Regions from separate parts of the Homo sapiens genome. Here regions 1 and 3 are each linked to region 2. Evidence: chromatin loops called from intact Hi-C (ENCODE). Cell type or tissue: dorsolateral prefrontal cortex. All regions are shown on one strand.

What was found. A loop is a pair of places that touch in the nucleus more often than their neighbours do. Peaks named below come from ENCODE experiments on the same cell type or tissue, not always from the same donor. Only the 100,000 strongest peaks of a DNase experiment are listed, where the experiment ranks them.
Region 1: a loop joins it to region 2, with 3 times the contacts of the local background. A loop is called at or near these places in 20 of 110 quality-filtered maps.
Region 3: it touches region 2 in a loop (4-fold over the local background); 10 of 110 quality-filtered maps call a loop at or near these places.

The regions. Positions count from the first base shown.
Region 1 is chr9:121,636,459-121,644,458 of GRCh38, forward strand. It overlaps a transcript of DAB2IP not described here. Among named protein-coding and RNA genes, the nearest start is that of DAB2IP, 11 kb to the right of the region's middle. In dorsolateral prefrontal cortex, a CTCF peak has its summit at 3,745 (motif pointing right); DNase peaks (open chromatin) are centred at 100, 1,573 and 3,763; H3K27ac peaks cover 5,350 bases.
Region 2 is chr9:121,546,885-121,554,884 of GRCh38, forward strand. All of the region lies in intron 1 of LOC107987016 (a long non-coding RNA gene), which reads right to left. Among named protein-coding and RNA genes, the nearest start is that of GGTA1, 51 kb to the left of the region's middle. In dorsolateral prefrontal cortex, CTCF peaks have their summits at 3,772 (motif pointing right) and 3,979; DNase peaks (open chromatin) are centred at 3,777 and 5,277; H3K4me3 peaks cover 851 bases.
Region 3 is chr9:122,007,818-122,015,817 of GRCh38, forward strand. All of the region lies in intron 3 of TTLL11 (tubulin tyrosine ligase like 11), which reads right to left. Among named protein-coding and RNA genes, the nearest start is that of TTLL11, 81 kb to the right of the region's middle. In dorsolateral prefrontal cortex, no CTCF peak of the experiment used is centred here; no DNase peak of the experiment used is centred here; H3K27ac peaks cover 4,237 bases.

The DNA of each region.
Region 1 (8,000 bases), 90 kb after region 2:
TGGTGGCTGGGTGGGAGGAGAGGCGGGAGGCCTGGCCTGGGCTAGCCTGGAGTGCCCCTACGCCCAGTTCTCGCTGCTCTCCCCAGCTGAGCAACGCTGGGATCTGTGCTCTCGGGAGCAGGAGGGCCGTCTGGTTTCTCCCAAGTCTGGGCAGGAGGTGGCTGGTACGAGAGTGAGGTAAGCAGCTTGGCCTGTGGGTGCATGGGGCTGAGGAGGAGCCCTGTCTTCTGCCCAGATCCCCACATTGTTCTGAACCGCCAGTCCCATGTCAGCCTGGAGGAGTCTTTGCATGTCTTTACACCACGTCTTGATTCCTCCGTTCTAACAAGCCAAAATGACACGGTGCAGGACTGGGCAGTTTACCAGGCAGCTTCCTGAGTGCAGTCTCATTCAAGTCTTGTGACAGTTCTGGGAGGATAGTATTCAGATTCTACAGAGTGGGGAGTTTGGGCCCAGAGAGGTTAGGGAACTTGCCCTAGGTCACAGAGCTGAGAACCCCCAGGGGTAGGATTTATCCCCTGGACTGTCAGATCCTAAAGCCTTGAGCTCTCTTTTCCTTCTGGACACTTTGTTTTGTAATGCAGGGCTCTGCATGAAGCCATGAGTTCTCTGTAGCCTCCAGCCCCTTCTCATCCTTCATTCCAGTAAGACTTTCCCCCAGGGAGCTGCTATTTGCTTCCTGGAGGAGCCTAGGGAAATTTAGTGTCTCTGAGGCTTGATTTCCCCATCTGCAAAATGGGCATAATAGCACCTTTTCCCTCTGAAGGCTTTTGTGAGGATGCAATGAGACAATTCAAGTCAAGCACTGGGTGCAGTGCCTGGCACAGAGGATACCCTTGAACTCTCTGCTGGCTGAGCCTAGCAAGCACCCGTGGAGTGGGCAGGGCTGGGGCAACCTCCCTATATTTCAGAGAAGCCACTTCGTCCGTGAAACGGTTCCGATGGGTTCCTGCCTTGCTCGGGGAATTGGAAAGGTAGATTGAGATCATGGCTGTGGAGCCTTGAAACCACTGAGTCTGGTGGGGGAAGAAGCAGGGTCTCCCCTGCTGTAAAACTGGCCACTAGAGCTCCAGTGGACATTGAGACGTCTCAGCCAATGGTCTCTCTGTTGGAGGAAGGGAGGGGAGAGGGATTGGGACCCTGCCCAGTTAGCCCCTGAGTAGGAGGCTCAGACCTGCTGAAGGTTTGGGTCTGAAATGACCCCTTGGAATTCCGCGTTGCCTGCCCCCGAATTGCAGCCAAGCTTTAGATTTCTCCCGGGAGAGGCCCAGCCAGTCAAATGTATTATTAAATGGCAGAGAGGCCGAGCGCTGCATGTGAAAGATAATGGGGGAATTTATATGATGGGCTATAAATCACAGAATGAGAAGCCCTGCAACCTGTGGGGAGGAAAATTAAGAAGTCCTGAGCAGTGACTTGTTTGGGGTGGGGGCGGAAGGCATTTGGCCCTGTTTTGCTGTGAGCCTGGCAGGTTCATGATGCACGAGGCCCAGGGGTCCGAGGGGCTCTGATGTGCACACTTCCTATGTACTCAATGGTGACACCCCCCTCCCCCCATTGGCAGCTGCTGTGTGACAATGCCAAGCTGGGCACTGGGTTATGACCTCAGGGAGAGCAGTGTGCCAGGAGAGACAGATGTGAGATGAATCATCAAAAAATATGCAGTCGGCCCTCCGAATCTATGGGTTCTGCATCTGTGGATTCAACCAACCAAGGATTGAAGATAGAAAAAAATTGCATCTGTACTGAACATGTACAGACTTTTTCTTGTCATCATTACCTAAACAATACAACTATCTCCATAGCATTTACATTGTATTAGCTATAAGTATTCTAGAGATGATTTAAAGTATACAGGAGGGTATGCATATGCTATATTTTAATGTCAGGGACTTGAGCGTGCTTGGATTTTGGTATCTGATTGGATTTTGGTATCCTGGATCCAATACCCCTGGGATACCGAGAGACGCCTGTATGGCACTGCACAAAGCAGTGGGCTCCCTGGAGGAAAGGCGCAGGGAGCTCAGAGAGAGTGTTGCAGGAGGGCTGTGGAGGAGGCGGTGAATTGAGAGAGGGGAGTGGTGGTTTTTCTGGAAAGGAAGAGTGAATGCGAGTCAGCCAGGTGGCTCAAGAGAGCTGTGGCAGGGAAGGTGAGCCAGAAAGAGTGGCCAAAGGCCAGCAGGGCCAGGGCAGCTAGGGCAGGGGCTGTGTTTCAGATTTCACTCTGGCTGTTTTATGGAGAACCACACTGAGGAGGCAGCGGAGGATTTGGGGGGACAGTTCGGGGGGATGGAGGTCCCCAAAGGTAGAGATGGCGATGCCCTGGTTCTGGGAGATGTCAATGAAGGTGATGAGGTGGACAGCCTCAAGCTGGAATTTGGAGCTCTGAAGAGCCCATTTCACAGAGCAGGCTCCAAGTCTACAAAGCCAGCCCCATGTCCTGTATCCTAGGAGGTGGGAATCATGGGAGCAAAGACACAAAGGAAAGAAGCAGTGAAGGGCTGGGGGCCAGGGTGGTTGGGGAAGGGATAGGAGTAGGGTGTGGTAAGAGGGAAGATAGGAGTAGGGCTGGGGCCATATCCACTGACCACTATCCTAGGCTAGGACTAGAGTCAAGGCTGTGTGGGATTGAATCCTGTCTCTGCCACTAATCAACTCTTGTGCCTGTAAAATGGGAGAGTAACAGGATTCACTGCTTTTGGTCATTAGAAGGACTTGCTGAATTGACACTGCCTGACAAAGGGGAAGCACTGAATTGGGATTAAGTATGCACTGAGTGGCCTTGGGCAACTCTGCCCTCTCTGAGCTTTGCTTTCTTCTAGCAGGTCTCTGCAAACCCTCTAGGCCAAAGTCCTCTAATCTCCCTGTGCTAGCAGTGTGCAGCTCCCGAGGGTGGTCAGAGCACAGCGGCAAGCTGGCTGTATTGCCTCAGATGGGACCGTGTCCCTCTCTGCCCTGTAAGGGGATACCATGCCTATCAGAGCTGTAAGGGGATATTTTAATCAGCCCAGGACCTGCTGAGGTCAGAGGGCATAGGGACCAGAACAAAGAATGCCAGTCACGGCTGCTGCCTGGCCCTAGATGACCTGCTGGGCCCCAGAATCCAGACCACATGGGGAGCCTGCGGAGGGAGGTGGAAGCTGGGGGCCTCACTGTGGGTCAGGCACTGTTCAAACTGGGTGTTCTCCATTTTGGGCCTCAGTTTGCCCATCTGTACCATGAGGTTTATAACCCCTCCCTGCCTGCAGCACATGGGGTGCTGAAAAAAAGGAACAGGCTGCAGTTTGGACAAAGCAGATTCAGGTCTTTATTGGGGGCTGTGGTCTCAAAGCCTGAGAGAGAGCAACAGGTGGGCGAGTGAGGCTCAGTGCGGCCCACGGATGACCTGCTTTGGAATCACCTGTGGGACCACTGCCCGCTGATGAAAAATGCAGACTCCTGGGCTGTTCCCCAGACTGGCTAACTTAGACTCTGCCCGGTGGGCCCAAGTGTCTGCACTTTAACCCACATCCCAGGGGACTGGAATGTCTCGAAGTCCAAGATCTGAAGTTCTGGGCATCCCCTTCCTTGCATCAGGGGAACAGGGGCCCAGAGGGCATGGGGTCGGCTGGCCCAAGTTGCTTAGGAGACTGGAATCCTATGCCATGCCACTCAGGGGTCCTTCCTGTGCATCGCCCCAGGAGCCCTGGGAGTCCTGGGTGATGCCTGGGGCAAGGGGTACTTTATCCTAGGGCTCCATAGCCCAGCAGGGGGCAGCGCAGATCAGCACCTGCTGAGGGCTCCCCGCTGCTGTGTGGGCCTGGGCTGGGTAGTGCGGATCTAGAAAGAGCTCACTGTTCCGGAGAGGTAGGTGTGGGCCTGGGTGGGAAGACGGGCCTGTGTGTGCATGGGAGCCTGTGTCAGGGGGGCGACAATGAGAGAGAGAGCACCAGGAGGACACAAGAAATGCGACATCAGAGAAAGCAGGCCCAGAACATTGTGAAACTTCCTTACAGCTTCCCGGGACAGAGGCTGCAGGGGAAGAGGAGAGGGCATCTGTTGCCCAAGCTGCCTCCCTAGGACTGTCAGTGGGATTGGGGTGACTTCAGGCCTCCCCACCTCCCCCCACACCATGTCCTCTGGGCTTTTAAATGAGGATCAATCAGAGGTCAGCCCCTCCCCAAGTTCAGCATCAGAGTCAGGAGGGACTAGGGGCTGGGCTACAGGCTAAACTCCAGCCCCAACTCTCCAACTGGCCCTTCCTTACTTTGCCTGCTACAGCTTCCTCTGCTGCTGGGAACCTGTGGGCAGGCCTACGGCGTGGGGTGGGGCCAGTCCTGAGCCTCTGGACCTCTGACTTGAGAGTGGGCTGACCACTAGATCTCTTGAGGCCTTCTGCAGTTCCCAGTTGTGGGAAGGCAGCTTCACTTTCATACTTTCTCAGGGCAATGGGGGGCTGGTTTGGTAGTGAGCTCCCTGTCACCAAAGGTATGCTAGACAAGACTAGGTGAATTTTTCTTCCTCTTAAGCCTTTGGTGACAGGCTAAAGGGTGGGTCCTGGGCCATCCCCTCTTTATACCCCATCTGTCTGTTAATCATTAATTGCCAAGAGAGCTCCTCCTGGGATGGGGTGACTCCTTGGCTATGGGGGATGCTGATATCCAGGATGACCTTGAACTTGTTTTTCTTGGCCCCAAACTTTCTGCTACTTCCTGTTTGAGCAGGTGCAGAAATTATAGGGGCCCAACCCTTCCTTGTTTTCCTGGTAGAATTTCCAGACAAAATGCTCTTCCCAGGATGGGGGCAGAGCTGGGATTGTTCTCACTCCCAAGGGGATTTGAGGAATGAGGATGGCAGAAGCTCCATTTAATTCCCACCTACCTGGTCTTAGGATGCTAGCTATGGGCTAGGTGGGATCCTCAGGAAAGGCCAGTAAATGTGAGAACCGTGGCTCTGGCAGTGCTTGCCTCTCCTCTAACACCAGCTATGGCTCCCATTTATGTTCCAGATTGGACACAGAGGCTCTGAGTGTCAATACCCAATGGCCTTGAACACCCACCCAGGCCAACCCCATTTTGTAGGAGGGGAGGCTGGGGCTGTGAGCCAGAGGAGCCTTGTTCAAAGGCACACAGCAAAGTGAAGGCATTTATTCATCCATTCATTCATTCACCGAGTGCAATCTCTGTGCCAGTTCCTTCACGGTCAGGATTTGCACCCTGGCCTGCTGACCATCCTCAGCTGCCACTCAAAAATAAACTTTCCAGCCTGCCATCCATGTGTCACACCAGGCCTCAAGAGGTAGGTCACTTGTTCCTGGTCCCACAGCCAGCCTGCCTGCCTGCCTGCCTGCCTGCCTGCCTACCTTCCTTCTTTCCTTCTTCCTTCCTCTTTCTTTCTTTTCTTTCTTTCTTTTTCTTTCTTTCTTTTCTTTCTTTCTTTCTGTCCATTTCTTTCCCTTTCTTTCTTTCTTTCTTTCTTTCTTTCTTTCTTTCTTTCTTTCTCTCTTTCTTTCCTTTCTTTCTTTCTCTCTCTCTCTTTCTTTCTTTCTTTCTTTCCTTTCTCTCTCTCTCTCTCTCTCTCTCTCTCTCTCTCTCTTTCTTTCTTTCTTTCTTTCTTTCTTTCTTTCTTTCTTTCTTTCTTTCTTTCTCACTTTCTTTTTTTTTGACAGGGTCTTCCTCTGTTGCCCAGGCTGGAGTAGAGTGACACGATCATAGCTCACTGTAGCCTCAACCTCCCTGGCTCAAGCAATCCTCTCACCTCATCCTCCCAAGTAGCTGGGACTACAGGCACACACCACCATGCCTGGCTAATTATTATTATTGAGACTGAGTCTCACTCTGTCGCCCAGGCTGGAGTGCAGTCGTGCAATCTCAGCTCACTGCAACCTCTGCCTCCCGGGCTCAAGCAATTCTCGTGTGTCGGCTTCCAGATGGGATTTCACCATTGCTGGCCAGGCTGGTCTCAAACTCCTGATCTCAGGTGATCCACCCACCTCAGCCTCCCAAAGTGCTGCAATTACAGGCGTGAGCCACCACACCTGGCTTTTTTTTCTTTTTTTTTTTTTTTTTGTAGAGACAGGGTCTCACTGTGTTGCCAGGGCTGGTCTCAAACTCCTGGGCTCAAGTGATCTTCCTCTCTTGGCCTTCCAAAGTGCTGGAACCACAGCTTCTTTTCTATTAAAAAAAAAAAAAAAAAAAAGAACAGGGGCTTTGAGCCCAGCTCCCTTCATGCACCTCGTTCATCACACATTTATTGAGTGCTATTCTATGCACTGGGCATATGGCTGTGAACTGGACTCACAAGGTTCCTGTCCTCATTAAAGTCTGGGGAAACAAATTAATGAACATCTGAATACACAGATTAGATAGTTTCAGGAAGCGCTATGTGGAAGAAAATAAAACAGGGCAATGGGATATCATGGAGAGATTGGGGCAAAGGCACTTGAGATAAGGGGTCCAGGGAAGGTCTCTGAGGGTGTGATATTTGAGCTGAGGCCTGAATGACAGGAAGGAGCTGTCCATCTGAAGATCTGGGGTTTGTGGGAATGAGGCAGCAGGAACTGGAGATGCAAACGCCCTGAGGTGGGACCACGTTTGGCACATTCAGAGATTGAAAAGTTATCAAGCTGAGTCCAGAACTATCTTAGCCAGTGGCTCCTCAAGAAAGCCACTAGAAAGCTCTTTTAAGAATATAGATTCCTTGGCCCTACCCATCAAAATCTGGATTCAGGGATGCTGGGAGTGGGGCCCTGGAATCTGTTTCTGAATGCTCCCAATGTAGTTAATGGCATCCAGTCCAGCCCCACACCTGTAAGCCTGCCATATGGAGCCATCCCCTTCTTTCATTTTTTGCAGAGGGAGGATCAGAGAGGCACCGTGACTTATTCAAGGTTGCACAGCCACACAGTGACAAATCTAAGCCTCAAGCCCAGATCTCCCACCAGAGTTCTGCCCTTACCACTTCTCTTCTTCCCCTCTGGAGAAGCTGCCTGGGCCTCACCCCAACTTGGTTCTATCTCCCTGTCTATTCTCCCTGATCTCACCCCTCACATAGCCTGCTCCCCAGTCCTCACTGTATCCTCTGCTCCAGCCTCACCATCCTACCCACTGTCTCCAGTACATGCTTTGTTCATTTCCACCTCTGGGGCTTTTCTCATGCTGTCTCTCCCTCCAAGAATATACTTTTCTGCTCGCTATGCAGTCAACTCCTACTCAGCCGTCTAGCTCCATGCCAGTGTCTCCTCCTCCAGGCAGTCTTCCAGGACTTCTCTCTTCTCCAAATTCTCTCAGTGCTGACTCCAGGTCAGATAGGCTCAGCCACTTTTTTCGAATGTTGCCATCATCTCTCCCACTGTTGCTAAGAGCCTGCTCTGGGCTGGGAGCTGTACTGATCAGCTCTGGACTGTCCTCTCAACCAATCCACAAATTAGTGAGAAAAGAAATAGCCAAGGCTAGGCATGGTGGCTCAAACCTATAATCCCAGTGCTTTGGGACAATAAGGTGGGAGAATCACTTAAGGCCAGGAGTTCGAGACCAGTCTGAGCATCATGGCAAGACTGTGTCTCTACCAAAAAGTTAAAAAATTAGCCAGGCATGGTGGCACACACGCCTGTAGTCCTAGCTGCTCGGGAGGCTGAGGCAGGAGGGTCACATGAGCCCAGGCATTCGAGGTCGCAGTGAGCTATAATCCCACCACTGCATTTCAGCCTGGGCAACAGAGCGAGACCTTGTCTAAAAAAGAAGAAGAAGAGGAGGAGGAAGAAGAGGAAGAAGAGGAAGAGGAAGGGGAAGGGGAAGAGGAAGGAAACAAGGAAGGAAGGAGAAAGGAGGGAAGGAAGGAAAGAGAAAGAAGGAAAGAAAGAAAAGAAAGGAAAGAAAGGCTGGGCGCAGTGGCTCATGCCTGTAATCCCAGCACTTGGGGAGGCTGAGGCAGGTGGATCACCTGAGGTCAGGCGTTCGAGACCAGCCTGGCCAACATGGCGAAACCCCGTCTCTACTAAAAATACAAAAATTAGCCAGGCG
Region 2 (8,000 bases):
CCTGTGTCCCAAACCCTTCTGAAGAAGTGGCTGTTCATGTGGTCATTAACTTATTCCCTCATTCATTCATTCAACAAGCATCCTCTGAGCCTCTCTCTGTGACAGGTCCCTGCCTGGTGCCAGGGATATAGAAATAGACAAGATCCTGTCCTGCCCTTGAGGAACTCATGGACACAAGAACCAGAGATTAGCACCCAATGTGATCAGTGCTGGGGGAGAAAGAAGCCCAGGGCAGAGGTGCGAGAATACCAGAGGAGCCCCTCACTAGACATGTGAGGAGGTCAGGGAAGGCTTTTGGGGGAGAAGACCCCTCCCCCTCCCCCTCCTTTGTTTTTTATTTTTGAGAAAAGATCTTGCTCTGTCACCCAGCAATCACTGCTCGCTGTATCCTCAACCTCCCAGGCTCAAGCTCAGCCTCCTGAGTAGCAGAGATTACAGGTGAGTGCCACCACCCGGCTAATTTAAATTTTTTTTTTTTTTTTGTAAAGACAGAGTCTCACAATGTTGCCCAGGCTGGTCTCAAACTCCTGAGCTCAAGGGATCCTCCTGCCTTGGCCTCCTAAAGTGTTGGGATTACAGGTGTGGGCTCCACCTCCTCTTGATGAATGGGCAGAAGAGCACCAGGCAAAGGGGAGGGGAGGGAAAGGGTTTTCCAGCAGAGGAACGGGCATATACGAGGCCCTGAGCAGAGAAAGCCAGGCCATGGGGGTAAAGTGGTTATGCAGTGAGAGGGGCTGCACACAGACACACAAGAACACATAAACCCCTCACATAAAGCAAACACGCAAACACACCAGCACATACATACACCCCCTCAGAGGTGCAGATGTGGGTAGGAAGCTGCACCCTGAAAGAGAAGAGAGTTCTTATTCGGGAACTTCAGTGAGCTCCGACTGGAGTGGGTTGTTGTAGGACGGTTTCCTTAGCAATCCCCTGCTTTCCTCCCCAAATACTCTCCAAGGACCGCTTCCAGGGCTCTTTCAGCTCCACCGCTGAGGCTCCCCTGGCTGCCAAACTCCAGAGTCTACCCCTGCCCCATCTCCCTTCTCCACTCCCATCCTCAACTCCGGGCCCCCAGCTCTGAAGAACTGACCCCAGGGAGTGTCCTGTCACATACGGGCCCACTCTCATCCCCACCCCTCTCTGCCCCTGTCGCTACCTGCTTTTCCCTACCCCTGGCCCCATGCTGTCCCTCCAGCAACTTTGAGAGGCAGATCTGATTTGCGCCTTTGTTTTTGTTTTTGTTTTTGTTTGAGATAGGGTCTTGCTCTGTCACCCAAGCTGGAGTGCAGTGGCGTGATCTAGGCTCACTGCAACCTCCGCCTCCCAGATTCAAGCAATTCTGCCTCAGCCTCCCAAGTAGCTGGGACTACAGGCTTGTGCCACCACGCCCGGCTAATTTTTGTATTTTTAGTAGAGACAGGGTTTCGCCATGTTGGCCACGCTGGTCTTGAACTCATGACCTCAGGTGATCCACCTGCCTCGGCCTCCCAAATTGCTGAAATTACAAGTGTAAGCCACTGTGCCTGGTCTAGGCCACTGGTCTTACTGTTTGTTTTCTATTTGTCCCACTTACACGGTTATTTTTCTCTCTTTTCTTGCCTTCTCTTGCCAGCCTACACCAACGTACCCAGCAAAAAATACTCTTCAAAAACAAAGGTGGCCTCTTCTAGAAGATCTGATTTTATAAAAAGAAAAAGAAAATTTTTTTTTAAATTCAAGTGAAACTGAGACATTTCATACAAATAAAAATGGAAAGAATTTATCACCAGCACGTCCCCATCAAAGAATTAGCAAAGGGTGATTTTCAGGCAGGAGAAAATGGATCCCAGATGGAAACTTGGAGATTTGGGAGGAAATGAAGGCCAATGGAGAGAGAAAATATTTGGTTAATCTAAACAAATATTGTCTGTATAAAACAATAATAATTAGGTCTTGTGGAGTTTGAAATATATAAAGGATTCAAATAGCAGATGGTAACAGATGACAATAGCATCCAAGTCAGGAGGGGGTAAATGGAGTTTTAAGTGGTCTAAACTTCCTGCATTTCCCTACGAGCAGTGAGAGTTTGTCTGTAGCAGACTTTAATAAGTCAAGGATACGCATTATAATCTTTAGGATAACCACTAAAAGAAAGGAGTACTAACAAATTAATAAAGCAATGCCATGGATTAATTAAAAGTACTGTATCAGTCTGGGCTTGGTGGCTCACGCCTGTAATCCCTGCACTTTGGGAGGCCGAGGTGGGCGGATCACTTGAGGTCAGAAGTTCAAGACCAGCCTGGCCAACATAGTGAAATTCCGTCTCTACTGAAAACACAAAAACTAGCTAGGCGTGATGATGGGTGCCTGTAATCCCAGCTACTCAGGAGGCTGAGGCACGAGAATCGCTTGAACCTGGGAGACGGAGGTTGCAGTGAGCGAGATCGCACCACTGCACTGTAGCCTGGGTGATAGAGCAAGACTTTGTCCAAAAAAAAAAAAAAAAAACCCACCAAAACAAACAAAAAAACCCATATAATCCATAATAAGGTGAGAAAGGAGGGAAAAATATATTTTTAAAAGAAACTTCAGGGTAATTAAAATGTTCTTAAATTGGACGGTGGGCACACAGTGTCCCACTTCAACCTGATTCATATACTGCACGTATATTAAATAAATTTTTTTTTTCCAGATGGAGTCTTGCTGTGTTGCCAGGCTGGAATGCAGTGGGGCGATCTCAGCTCACTCACTGCAACCTCCGACTCCCTGATTCAAGCAATTCTCCTGCCTCAGCCTCCCGAGTAGCTGGGATGATGGGCACATGACACCATGCCCAGCTAATTTTTGTATTTTTAGTAGAGATGGGGTTTCACCATGTTGGCCAGGATGGTCTCGATCTCCTGACCTCATGATCCGCCCACCTCGGCCTCCCAAAGTGCTGGGATTACAGGTGTGAGCCACCAAGCCCAATCTAAATAAATATTCTTTTCTCCGAACTCCACAGTTGATAAAAATGTTTAAAAAGCAAAGCAAGTGGCAGAACATTAGGCATATGCAATATGACCTCATTTGTGTGTGTGTGAATATATATATATATATATATATACATATACATATATTCTTTCTGTTGAAGAAAATCTGGGCTGGGCATGGTGGCTCATGCTTGTAATCCCAGCACTTTGGGAGGCTGAGGCAGGAGGACTGCTTGACCTCAGGAGTTTGAGACCAGCCTGGGCAACAGAGTGGGACCCTGTCTCTACAAAAATAATAATGAAAAAACTACCTACATATGGTGGTGCGTGCCTGTAGTACCAGTTACTTGAGAGACTGAGGTGGGCGGATCGGTTGACCCAGGCAAGTGGAGGCTGCAGTGAGCCATGACCGCTCCGCTGCACTCCAGCCTGGGCGACAGAGCTAGACCCTGACTTAAAAAAAAAAGAAGCCAGAAAAATAATCTGAAGCCTGTTTGCCAAAATGCAATCAGAGGTTGTGGTGGGATGGAATTCTGCAGGGAAGCTGCCCATGCCTGCCTTTTTCTATAGTCCATGGAGTTTGCATGTTGTTTTCAGGAAGTATATTATTACTTAATAATTACAAGTCACAAACAGGCCGCAAATATGTTTCCGTTTTGAAAAAATTAATTTGAAACTATGTGATGAGAATAGGATCGATGGCTGCCGTGGGGTCCCCAACGCCTGCCGATCCCGCGGTGTCCTCCGCTCTCCCCAGCACCAGCACCTCCAGCTGAGCGCCCCGACCACCTGCCGTCGTGACCACCTCGCCCACACGGTGGCGCTGCGGGGACAGCCCAGCCTCTCCAGGCTCCGAGGGCAGGGGACTGTTGTGGCAGGGAGGGGGCGGCGTGTCTTCGGGACCTGATTGATTTCTTTGGCCTCCCGCCGACAGCCTTACCAGGTGGCATCCGGAGCGCACGCTGGCAGCCAGTCAGTCGCCTCCGTGGGTAGCTCCGGAGCATTCACGCGGTGGTGCCGCCCAGCCCACCTCCCCCCACCGGAGTCAAATGGGCTCGTGTCTCCTGGCGACAAGACTGGATTCCCAGAGCAGGCCTGGAGGGCTCTCACGGCACTTGTTAGGACAGGCTTGGGGCCTGCCTCCAGAGGACCTTAGGTTCGGGTCCTTGGGGGAGTGCAAGCCGTGTTGACCCACCTCACGCGTCAAGGGAACTACAGAGGAGGGAGAGGGGGGTCTTGCCTGGGCCCCTCTGGGCTGAGGTTGAGTGTTTCTGATCTGTCTCTGAATTCTCCCACATGCAAATCTGAGCAAGCCACTCCCTGCTTAAGACACGCAATGGCTCCCTATCGCCCTCAGGAGAAGGTCCAAGTCCCTAAGCCTGACTCCTGAGGTTCCTTACCACCGCCAACACCCAATGCTCCATCTCACTTAATCCCTTCATTCCCTTAAACCTGTCAGGCACTTTCTTACCTCTGAGGTTCCCACATGCCATTCCCATTCACTCAAACACCTTTTCACTCCTTTTTCTTCTTGGCTAACTCTGACTCATCCTTCAGACCTATAGTTTAAATGTTGCCTCCTCCCGGAAGCACCCCCCTGCCGCCCAGCCCCCAAAGGTCCCCCAGGCTTCCCTTTCTCAACATCACATGGAGTCTCGCTGTGTCACCTAAGCTGGAGTGCAGTGGTACGATCTCTGCTCACTGCAACCTCTGCCTCCCAGGTTCAAGCGATTCTCCTGCCTCAGCCTCCCAAGTAGCTGGGATTACAGGTGCACACCGGTTAATTTTTGTATTTTTAGTAGAGACGAGGTTTTGCCATGTTGGCCAGGCTGGTCTCGAACTCCTGACCTCAACTGATCCTCCTGCCTTGGCCTCCCAAAGTGTTGGGATTACAGGCGTGAGCCACCACGCCCAGGCTTCACACTTGATTCTAATGATGGGTTTATTGCCTGCCTCTTTCATTGGACGGTGGCCTCAGGAGGGCAGGGGTCTGTCTTCCTGGGTCATTACTGCTCTCTCAGGGCCAGGACCATGCAGCACTCAGCAGGTGCTCCATACATTGCTGTGCCATGAGCGAATGTTCGTGACCATACCTCTCCTGGTGGTGGGTGCTTGAGGGGTGTGCAAAGACACTCGGTGGCCTCTGGGTAGGTGGAGGTGGCAGGGACGAGGCACAGTTACCACAGCCTGTCTAAGGAACCACTGGGCTTCCCTTGGACTCCTGCTGTCTGGAGAGACAAACCACAATGACTGGTGGTTGCCAGGCCCCTCCCCAGCACCCAGAGGGTGGCTGGACACAGGCTGACCTCAAGCGGCACCAGAAAGAGATGAGTGTGTGTGTCCCTTCACCCAGCCCTGTCTGGCCTCCTCCCTGTGCACGCGGTCGCCTCCCAGACTCGATGCCCAGCCTGCATGCCCAGCTGATGATGGATATCGCCTCAAATGTCCTCCAGCATCCTAAAGTCATCTGAATTCTCATCTTCCTCAAATCGCTTCCCTTCCTGGTTCCCCATCTCAGGAATGGCTCCACCATCTCTCCAGCCACCAGCCTACTTTCCTCCCTCTACCATCACCCACCCATCACCAAAGTCTGGTCTCTAATTGAGGACCCCACCATCTGCTTTGCTGATCTCTCCAGGGTTCTAGGAATAACACCCTCGCCCACCCCTAAGCCCTCCTGAGCCCCATATCACAGCCAGGCTTATTTACTTTCAGTTCCCCAAATGAGCTGTGCCTGCTCTCTGCTCCTGGCCTCTGTCTGTGCTGTTCCCTCAGCCTGGCCTCCCCATTTTTACCTGGGGAATGTGTGTGCACCCCTCAGGTTTCTGCTTAGACATCCCTTCTTCCAGGAAGTCCTCCCTGATTGGGTGCCCCTCCTTGGGGCTCCCATGGTCACCTGGGCTTCCCTGGTCTCTGCCCTCATCACACTGTGTTGCTGTTGCTTATCATCTGTCTCCTTGTTGCCAAATCTTGGGACAGCGGTCAGTCCTCAGCACATACAGCTGCTCAGCCTTGCCTGACCCAGCTGGCCATGCCCTCCTTGCTGAAAGCCCTCCTCCCATGGCTTCCAGGTCACTGCTGTCTCTGAGGTCTCCTCCTGTTGGCTGGCTGCTCCTACTCAGTTCTCTTGGCCGGTTCTTCCTCATCTCCTGCACCTAATGTTGGTGTCTTCCAGGACTGGGCCGGGACCTCTCCTCTCCTCTCCTCTCCTCTCCTCTCCTCTCCTCTCCTCTCCTCTCCTCTGTCTACTCTCCTTCCCTTTGCACCGGCCTTCAGATGCCTGGGTTTCAATCCCATTTGCATGCTGACAGCCCCTGAATTCTATTTCAGCCTGAATCTGTCCTCCGGCTGCTCCTCACCTCTCCACTCGATGTCTAATGGATGCCTCCAGCCCAGCAAGTTCACATGAAGCTCTTGGCTCAAACCCCTTCCTCCACTGACTCTTCTTCTGGGACCCTCATCCTTCTGTTCAGGAAGCCAAAAAGCTTGGTGTCATCGTTCACTCCTTTTTCTCACCCCACATCCAATCCGTCAGGAAAGCCAGTGACCACCTTCAACATACACCAGAGTCCCACGCCTTCTCACCACCTCGCCTAGACCACCTGGTCCAAGATCTCTTGTTAAGGCACGTGCAGTGGCCTCCTGGCCCCATCACTACTTCAGCCCTGGCCCCCTGCAGTCTATTCCCAACTGGCACCTGGCCTGGAAGTGAGGCCATGTTCACCCTCAGGCCCCACCTCACTTGGAGTAACAGCCAAGCCCTTCCCTGCCTACGAGACCCTCGGGGGCTGACCTGTTCTCCCACCACTGCTGGCCTCAGAGCCTTCGCACTGTCTGTTCCCTCTCCCTTTGAAACTCCCCCCATCATATCTGCACAGTGCCCTGCCTCTTGCTTTCAGATCTCTATTCAGGGAGGTCTCCCCTGGCCAATCTGCATGCAGATGAGGTCTCCGGTACTTCCCGTCTTAGACATATGTTTATATGTTCCTTATCTGTCTCCTCTACTAGAAGTAAGTCTATGAGGGCAGGAATTTCTTTCTCCTGTGTTCCCTGCTGTATTTTCAGTATCTAGAATGGTATCTGGCATGTAGTAGACCCAGATAAATATTTGCTAAATAAATGAATGAATGAACAAGTGCCTCCTTCACCAGACAGTGAAGATTTAAATGGCAGACACATGATCGTACTCACCACCATAGCCCGAGTACTTGAACCTAATCAGGGCTCAGGAAATACTTGCTGAATCCATGGGCAGATGGATGGATGGAAGGATGGAAGGATGGATGGATGGATGGATGGATGGATGGATGGATGGATGGATGGATAAACTGTCCCCAAGGGTTTCTACCAAGACAGGTACCCGGCCCAACTTTGCAGGAGGAGGCAGGTCTGTCCACCCTGGTGATGCCTGAGCCCTAGAGTCTCCTAGGGGCATCTGAGACACTGAGGTCCCAGTTCCTGACCACCCCACAGGACTTCCCCAGGTCCCAGAGGGTTTGCAATGCTTGTTCCTGGCAGCAAGACAGGAAACTGCTACAGGATGCCACGCTGATCCAAAACTTCAGTTCTTGTGCCCTTTAACACAGCACTTTTGCTTCAGAGAATCTTTTTGACTAAAAGGCTGGCAACAGTGCACAGAGTTAGAACCGCATGTTGTAGGGTCACAGCAGCATGGCTGGTAATTGCCTAGAGAAGGGAGCAGCCTGGATGCCCAATGGTAGGGGACCGCCTGGGTGCAGGGTGGCATAGCCTGCCACGTGATGCTTGGTGGTCAATACAAAGATCAAAGAGGATGGATCCAGGTGCTGAGATGGGAAGACACGGGGGAGATGCTAAGTGACAGAAGCATGTCACGGAACCATCGTGTGGAATGAGCTGTGTGTGGTGTGAATAATGAAGCTTGTGGGTGCGTGTGTGCCCATGTGTACATGTCTGTGTGCATTGGAAAGGGGCTGAACTCACAGTCACCCACCTGGATGGGGAGTGGTCACCCCTGGATGGGGAGCAGGATTTGAAAGGACACTTCCACTGACTGGCCTAGATACT
Region 3 (8,000 bases), 460 kb after region 2:
TAACAGGACATTACGTAGTCTTAAAGTATCTTCCCACAAGATACTTACTAATTAGAAAGGGGAAAATAGCAACTTTTCCATGAAAATCTGGCAGACACCACCTTAGCCAAATGATTAAAGTTGACATTACCAGTAATAAGACAGAAGGACATCATGTGCCTCCAGATATGATACCCACGAGAAAAACACAATGTTGCTTCTGTGGTACTCCTGCCAAAAATGTGTATCCTGGATCTAATACTGAGGAAACCCCAGACAAACCCAAATTGAGGGGCAGTGTACTAAGTAGCCTGTGCTCATCAAAAATACCAATGTCATGAAACACAAAGAAAGACTGAGAAATTCTTCCAGATTGAAGGAGACTAAAAAGACACAACAACCAAATGTGATGCACAATCCAGGACCTTCTTTTGCTATACATTATTTGGATAATTGTCAAAATCTGAATGGGAAACAGTCGACCAAATAAAGAGACAACCTATGGAATGGGAGAAAATATTTGCAAACCAGACATCTGATAAAGGGTTAATATCCAAAATATATAAGGTACTCAGCTCAGTAGTAAGAAAACAAATAACCCTATTAAAGAATGGGCAAAGAATCTGAATAGATATTTGTCTAAAGAAAACATACAAATGGCCAATGGGATATGAAAAAATGCTCAGAATCACTAATCATCAGAGAACTGCAAATTAATAACCCAATGAGCTGTCACCTGTTAGAACAGCTATTATCAAAAAGACATGATCTTGGCGATGATGTGGAGAAAAGGGAACCTTTGCACACTGTTGGTGGGAAGGTAAATTAGTATGGCCATTATGGAAAACAAAAAAACTAAAAATAGAACTACCCATCATGATCCAGAAATCCTACTGGGTTTTTATCCAAAGGAAATGAAACCAATATGTTGAAGAGAGATCCGCACTCCCGTGCTTATTGCAGCATGATTTGCGATAGCCAAGATACGGAATCAACCTGTGTCCGTCGCGGGTGAATGAATGAAGAAAATGTGGCATGTCTACACAATGGAATATAGTTCAGCCTTAAGAAAGAAGGAAATCCTGTCATTTGCAACAACTTGGATGAACCTGAAGGACGTTAAGCGAAATAAGCCAGGCACAGAAAGACAAATACTGCATGATCTCACTTATCTGTGGAATCTAAATAAGTTGAACACACAGAAGTAGAGAATAGAATGAGGGTTACCAGGGGCTAGGGGCATTGGGGAGCTATTTGTCAAAGGATACAAAATTTCAGTTAGATTAGAGGAATAAGTTCAAGAGATCTATTGTACAACATGGTGAGTATAGTTAATAACAATGTATTGTATTCTTGAAAATTGCTACTAAGAGAGTAGATATTAAGTGTTCTCACCACAAACAAAAATGATATATATGTGAGGTAATCTGCATGTTAATTAGCTCAATTTAGCCATTCCATAATGTATGCATATTTCAAAACAACATGTTGTACATGATAAATACATACATTTTTTATTTGCCAATTAAATATTTATTTTAACATAACAAAATGATAATTTTATTAAGTAAACAATAAAAATACAAATTTATTAAAATTTAAAAAATTTTTAATATCTACTCACTGTTAACTTCACCAGCTTTTTTGATGTGAAAATCTAATAAAATGAATGATGCATAAATATTTACCTGTACATTACTTATTGTTCTCTATTCTCTGTATAGTATATATGTAGACATATATGTATGTACTCTATATACCATAATGTGTACATAAACACATTTACTATATAAACACTATATATAAGTAGATATACATAAAGAACACATATATGCACATATATAATACTATATACTGTCCAGAGAAGAATGAATGTTGTATATATATATATATGACTTTAAATAAAAGTTTAAAATATATATATGACTTTGTATACACACATAGCCATTTTAGTGTCTGCTTCATAAAACTATAGAATAATAGAGATGTACTAATTTCAAGGGGTTATATGAATCCATTCCATGATTTCAGATAGTTAGAAATCTAAATCCAGTCCATGAAGGCTGATCTATTTTCTTCTTTGCTATCTCTAGAGATGGCTACTATATATAATTTTAATAAATAATCATATAATTTCCCATAAACTAAATTTAATTCTCTAATATTTGTTTCTCTTTTTCCACCTTCCTCTTTGTCTTTGTATCTCTCCAAGAGAAACTGTATCCTACGTGGTCATTAAACCTGTATAAATAGACTAGTATTGAGCTTTATTATGTTTTTCTTAACATTATTTCATGTATTAATATTGCCTCTGAAGTGCCTTCTAATGTTTAGTTAATCTGACAGTTCATTCTTCCTTATAAATTACCTTTATCATTTAACACAAGTCTCTTTCCTCTTAATCATCATTTAATACAACTGACACACAATGAAAGTTGTATTAAGTGAAAATGAAAACCATGTCGACTCCCTCCCTTTATAAAAATGAGATTCAGGTATTGCTTAAAACGAAAATACATCTATTTTTTCTTGCTGCAATTGTAACACCCCTTTAGAGCCTCCTCAATGAAGTGAGATTATTTCAGCCCTCTATCTCAGGGGCTGGCAAACTTTGGAGCGTGGTTCAAGTATACCAGTGCCTGTTTTGTAAAGAAAGTTTTCTCATTTACGTATGGATGGTCTATGTCTGCTTTCACACTCCAACAGCAGAGCTGAGTATTTATGACAGAGACTCTATGACCTACAAAGCTGAAAAGAGTTACTATCTGGCTTTTACAGGAAGTTTGCCATCCTCTGCAATGGAGGGACATCTAACCATTAGTTATGCTGCTACAAAAACAAGCATTCAAATATAGTATTGTTAGCTGTATTGACAAATGTATCCAATCGAAGGACAGCTTTCCATGGGCATTTGAATATTCCATATCACATCTGTTTACATTTAATAGGTTATTTCCAAGGTAATTCTCTCTAGAACTGAAATCTGCCAAAATGTCCTCAAAATCAGAGTTGTAGTTTACATGATAGTTAAAAATATGGCTTTCAGTGTCTGATAGGTCATGATTCAAAGCAAGATCTGCCACCTAATGGTTGTTAGTACCTGCTAAGTACCTAGAGAGGAATGCGTAAGCTTGGGCATGGCACTTGAACTCTCTAAGCCTTTGATATGGTTTTGCTGTGTCCCTACCCAAATCTCATCTTGAACTGTAGCTCCCATAATTCTCACATGTCACAGGAGGGACCTGGTAGGAGATAATTGAATCATGGGGTCAGTTTTCCCCATACTGTTCTTGTGGTAGTGAATAAGTCTTATCAGAGCTGATGGTTTTACAAGGAGTTTCTCCTTTCTCATGGCTCTCATTCTCACTTGCCTGCCACCATGTAAGATGTACCTTTTGCCTTCCGCCACGATTGTGAGGCCTCCCCAGACACATGGAACTATGAGTCCATTAAACCTCTTTTTCTTAATAAATTACTCAGTCTCAGGTATGTCTTTATCAGTAGCATGAAAACAGACTAATATAGCCTTATTTTATTCTCCTTATTTATAAAATGGAGGTAATAAGAGTATCCATCTTATAGGTGTAATGTGAGAATTAAATAAGAAAAAAAGTATATAATGTATTCACGATTATAGCCAGAGCATGTGATGTATGCCCCATAACTAGTGTGTGTTTTTAAATAACCCTAGTCAATATATAAAAAATTACAATTTTAAAATCTGAATAAATTCTGAAAATGATAATACTAGATAGCTGTTGATTTCATGATTTTGATAATGACACTGGTTATGAAAGAAAGTGCTCTTATTTTTCAGAAATACACACAGAAGTGGTTAGGGGTACATATAGGAACATCATGTATGCAACATACTCTCAAAAAGGAGAGAGACGGCAGACATCAATGTTAACATCTGGGGTTGCATGGAGGATATGTAGAAATTATTTGTATTATTCTTACAATTTATCAGTAAGTCCAAAATTATGTCAAAATAAAAAGCTAAAAGAAAAAGAAGGGATCCTTAGGTCCAAACACACAGAGAAGAACTGTTATCGATATATTCTAGCCAAACATATCCTTTTATCTTATTCTTCTAATCCTTCTAGCAAATGTACAGGGTTAATTTCAGAAGGAAGGTGGGAGAAGAGGGTGCATGTTTGCGTGAGGGGAAAGGACAAGAGAATCCTTTCATTAGCAAGGCCAGAAAATTTGATTACATCACCTTTCTAAATTCAAATCTCTACTTTGCTTTGCCTTTCATTAGAACCCCTCCAAGATACAATTACACAGAAAAGAAGTTGAACAAGAAACAGAATAGGAGAGATTTCTTTCTTTCTTTGGAGATGAGGAAAAAGGGTAGAGCAGAGCAATTTTTATAATTTCCTTTTGAAATAGGCATTGAAGTCAAGATTGGCTCTGCTCTTTTCTCGTAGAAAATTAGACATCTCTAGTCAAGTGACTCAGGCTACATCACTAAGAACTTTTGCAAAATGAAATGAAAGGACAAAAATTGAAGGGTGAAAGATGACCTTTAACTTCCTTTGGGGAAGCAAGGTTTTCTTGACCTTTAAAATAGACTGTCCCAGAAAAATGTTTACTTCTCCTACTTTTTCTTTTTAAAAGCTTGCCATTAGAGAGAGAGAGAAAAAAAAAAGCATATTAAAGCAGTGGCCCTCTAATGATCGTATTCATCTCAAAATTCCACATAATAAATCAGTACGGCAAGGTAGCAAGATTGTAATACTTGTGATTTAAAACATTAAATGTATTGGGGGCAAATTGAAGTTTAGAAAATTAAACAATAAGCTCCTAGTATGAGAAGTGTTATTGCACAGGACTGTCTCTGGCAGGAGGAAAAAATACACATACACACACACACACGCACACACACACACACACACACACACCAAGTTAAGCCAAACAGGGATACAATTCAGTCAAAAAGAAGTCTTAGCTCTTTTCTTCTCCTAAGTGATCTATCATCATATAATGAGATAATTCATCTCAAGATCAGATTTTTATTAAAAATTAAAATATATTCATTTCCACATTTTCAAAAAGCCATGAAGACCCAGAACACTTTGTCTAAGCATTCTTAGCTCCAGCTTAGATTTCCATTTGAAACTGCAAATCCTTTCTTAATATTCATTCATTTCACACATACACCTGAGGGTCCCCTTTGTGTTGGGCACTGGGGAGCAGAAATAAATCTGACCAGATTCCAGTTCCTCAAGGGACCCCCAGTTTAACAGGGAGAGCAGATAAGTAAATGTCCACTTAGTGAGGGGATAGAGTGTGATTCTCCTAGCAAACCTCTGATGCTACAGATGAGGAAATTGAGGCTCAGAGTAATTAACTTACCCGAGGGATACACTTAGGAAGTAATGAAGAAAGGATTTCAACCCAGGTCTATTCTGACCCCAAACCCTTGCCTCACTGTCTCTCAGCCTGGAACACTGCAAATAGCATATTTTAGGGTCCTATAATTGAGAGAGTACAGGATTGGGATCAGAGGACAGAGTGGTCAACTATCCCACATTCAAGGCAGCAGGGGTATAGGAGGTGGAGTAGGGGAGGAAGTATCAGAAAGGGCCTTCACAGATTTGGAGACATCGGCTCTGAACAAGGATACGTAGCAAAGGTTTGTGCAGTGAAGAAGAGGAGGAAGGGTCTCCCAACAGAGGAAATGGCGGCAAGGGCAACAGTCAAGAAGTGTGAGAACCTTGATAGATATGAATCTTTCTGAATGGCCTTCAGAAGGAGCCAACAGGAAGGATGCCTTGGCTTAGCCAATATCTGCTAGTCTCAGCGAATCACACCACAGGGATTGTGCAGGAATGTGCAGATACAGCTTCAGTTCCTCACCTGGGAGGGGGTGAAGCTGAGATAAAGGAATTGCGATTGCCTGGGGGTTGCCACAGCCAGCCCCACAGAGGCAGCCATACCGTAGCCTTCATTATTGGCTGTGATGCTGAGCCCCAGGCTACACTGACCCCAGCATTAGCAAGATGATGATGGATTACATAAAGCCCTTTGTGCTCCAACTGAAACCCTGGCAGCAGAAACTTGTGCAGAATTTTAACTCCAATGAAGAGTTTTATGAAAGTCCAGGAAAGCCAAACCCAGAGAATCACAAAAAATTAGAAGAAAGGGATCTTAGTGAAAATCTACAATCTCCTCCTTTTGCAGAAGAGGCACTGAAGAAGCCTTGGCGGGTGGGGGAAGGCTAGATGACTTGGCCAGGGTCTCATAGTCAGTGAAAAGGTAGAGTCCTGACTTGAACCTATGGTCAGGCACGTGGCTCACACCTGTAATCCCAGTACTTTGGGAGGCAGAGGTGGGCAGATCACTTAAGGCCAGGAGTTCGAGAGCAGCCTGGCCAACATAGCAAAACCCTGTCTCTACTAAAAATACAAAAATTAGCTGGGCATGGTGGCGCAGGCCTGTAATCTCAGCTACTCAGGAGGCTGAGGCAGGAAAATTGCTCGAACCCAGGAGGCAGAGGTTGCAGTGAGCCGAGATCGTACCACTGCACTCCAGCCTGGGAGACACAGCAAGACTGTCTCAAAAAAATAAAAATGAAATAAAATAAAAAGACTTGAACCTCTGTCTCCTAACTCCAGTTCAGTGTTTCATTTCACTTGAAATGACTGCATAGGAACTTTTCCTGACTTCTCCACCTTCCCACCTTCCCCACTCCATGTTATGCTGGTTTCCATAGTGCCTGTGTTTAATTCCATCCCAGCTTGGACCATCCGTCTCCTCTGCTAAGCAGGACCCTTCATTGGAAGCCAAGACTATATGTTTTGTCTGACTCCCCAGTCTGCCAGGGCTGGACATATAAAGGGCACTTAGTAAATATTTGTTCACACTAAAGGAAACTGTGACAGAGTCAGAAGATGTGGGTCTTAGTCCCAGCTACATGAACCTATAGGCCATGGGACTGTGGGCCAGTTACTCAACCCTCTGAATCTCAGCTTCCTCATCTATAAGATGATGAATAAGAACATGATGTAGTGGAAAGATGACGGGATGTAGACCCTATAAATGTCCAACTGAATGAATGAATGGTCACCTTCCTCTACCAGAAATCCTGAGGGCAAGGGGATTTCTAACTTGTTTTGTATCCACAGCACTTGGCACTTAGCAGGCCTCGGGAAACGATTGCACTAAACCACATAAGAATATCTGAGTACACCAGCAGTTGTATAACCGGGAGCAAGTACCTGTGATTCTGATCCTTTATTTCCTCATTTGTAAATCAGAGATCATGATACCTTCCCAAACTGAGTGAAGATAAAAGAGGTCATGTATATAAAAATCATTTGGTAAACTGCAAGCACAACACAGATGCCAGTCGTCATTTGGGCTGTTTAAAAGGACTTCCTGATGAACAGGACCTAAGTATGTTTTCCAGAGAGGAAAATATACTTTCCAGAGGGGAGCAGCATCTTGAGTTTCAGATGATATCGTTTTCCCAGTTAACACATTGAACTGTTAAGCAAGGGGCACAAGAACAGTATAATACATCCAAGCAGGAGGTGAAGTTCTATTTTTGGCAACAAAGGAAATAACACTGGAAGCAGATGGGGAGGTGAAACCATGGCTCCTATGGAGTCCTTGCCAGCCGCTTTGAACCATCTGCCTTCTTCTGACAGCTGGAGTCCCCTCACTTCTGTCTTTACTCCTTTACTAGTTATGCGCCAGAACCCAGGGCCACTGCATCGGCCTCCAGGGATGCCGTGCTTCAGAAGCAGGAGACACTGCATTCTCCATGTTACTTCCCAGGCTTACTGCAGACGTGTGAGGGCGATGTGTGTGGCTGAAGGTTGGGTCATCACCAGGGAAAGGCTGGCTGGTGGCCACCTGGCGCTCCCACCGGACGGCATCACTTTGGTAAGTTTCTCATGCTCCGAGCCTGGCCCACCCTGTTGTGAAGTGACAAGCTGGGTCCTGCAGATACCCCTGGCCTCAAAGAGGCTAACTTTTGATGACTAAACTCAAAAGAGACAAAAAAAAAA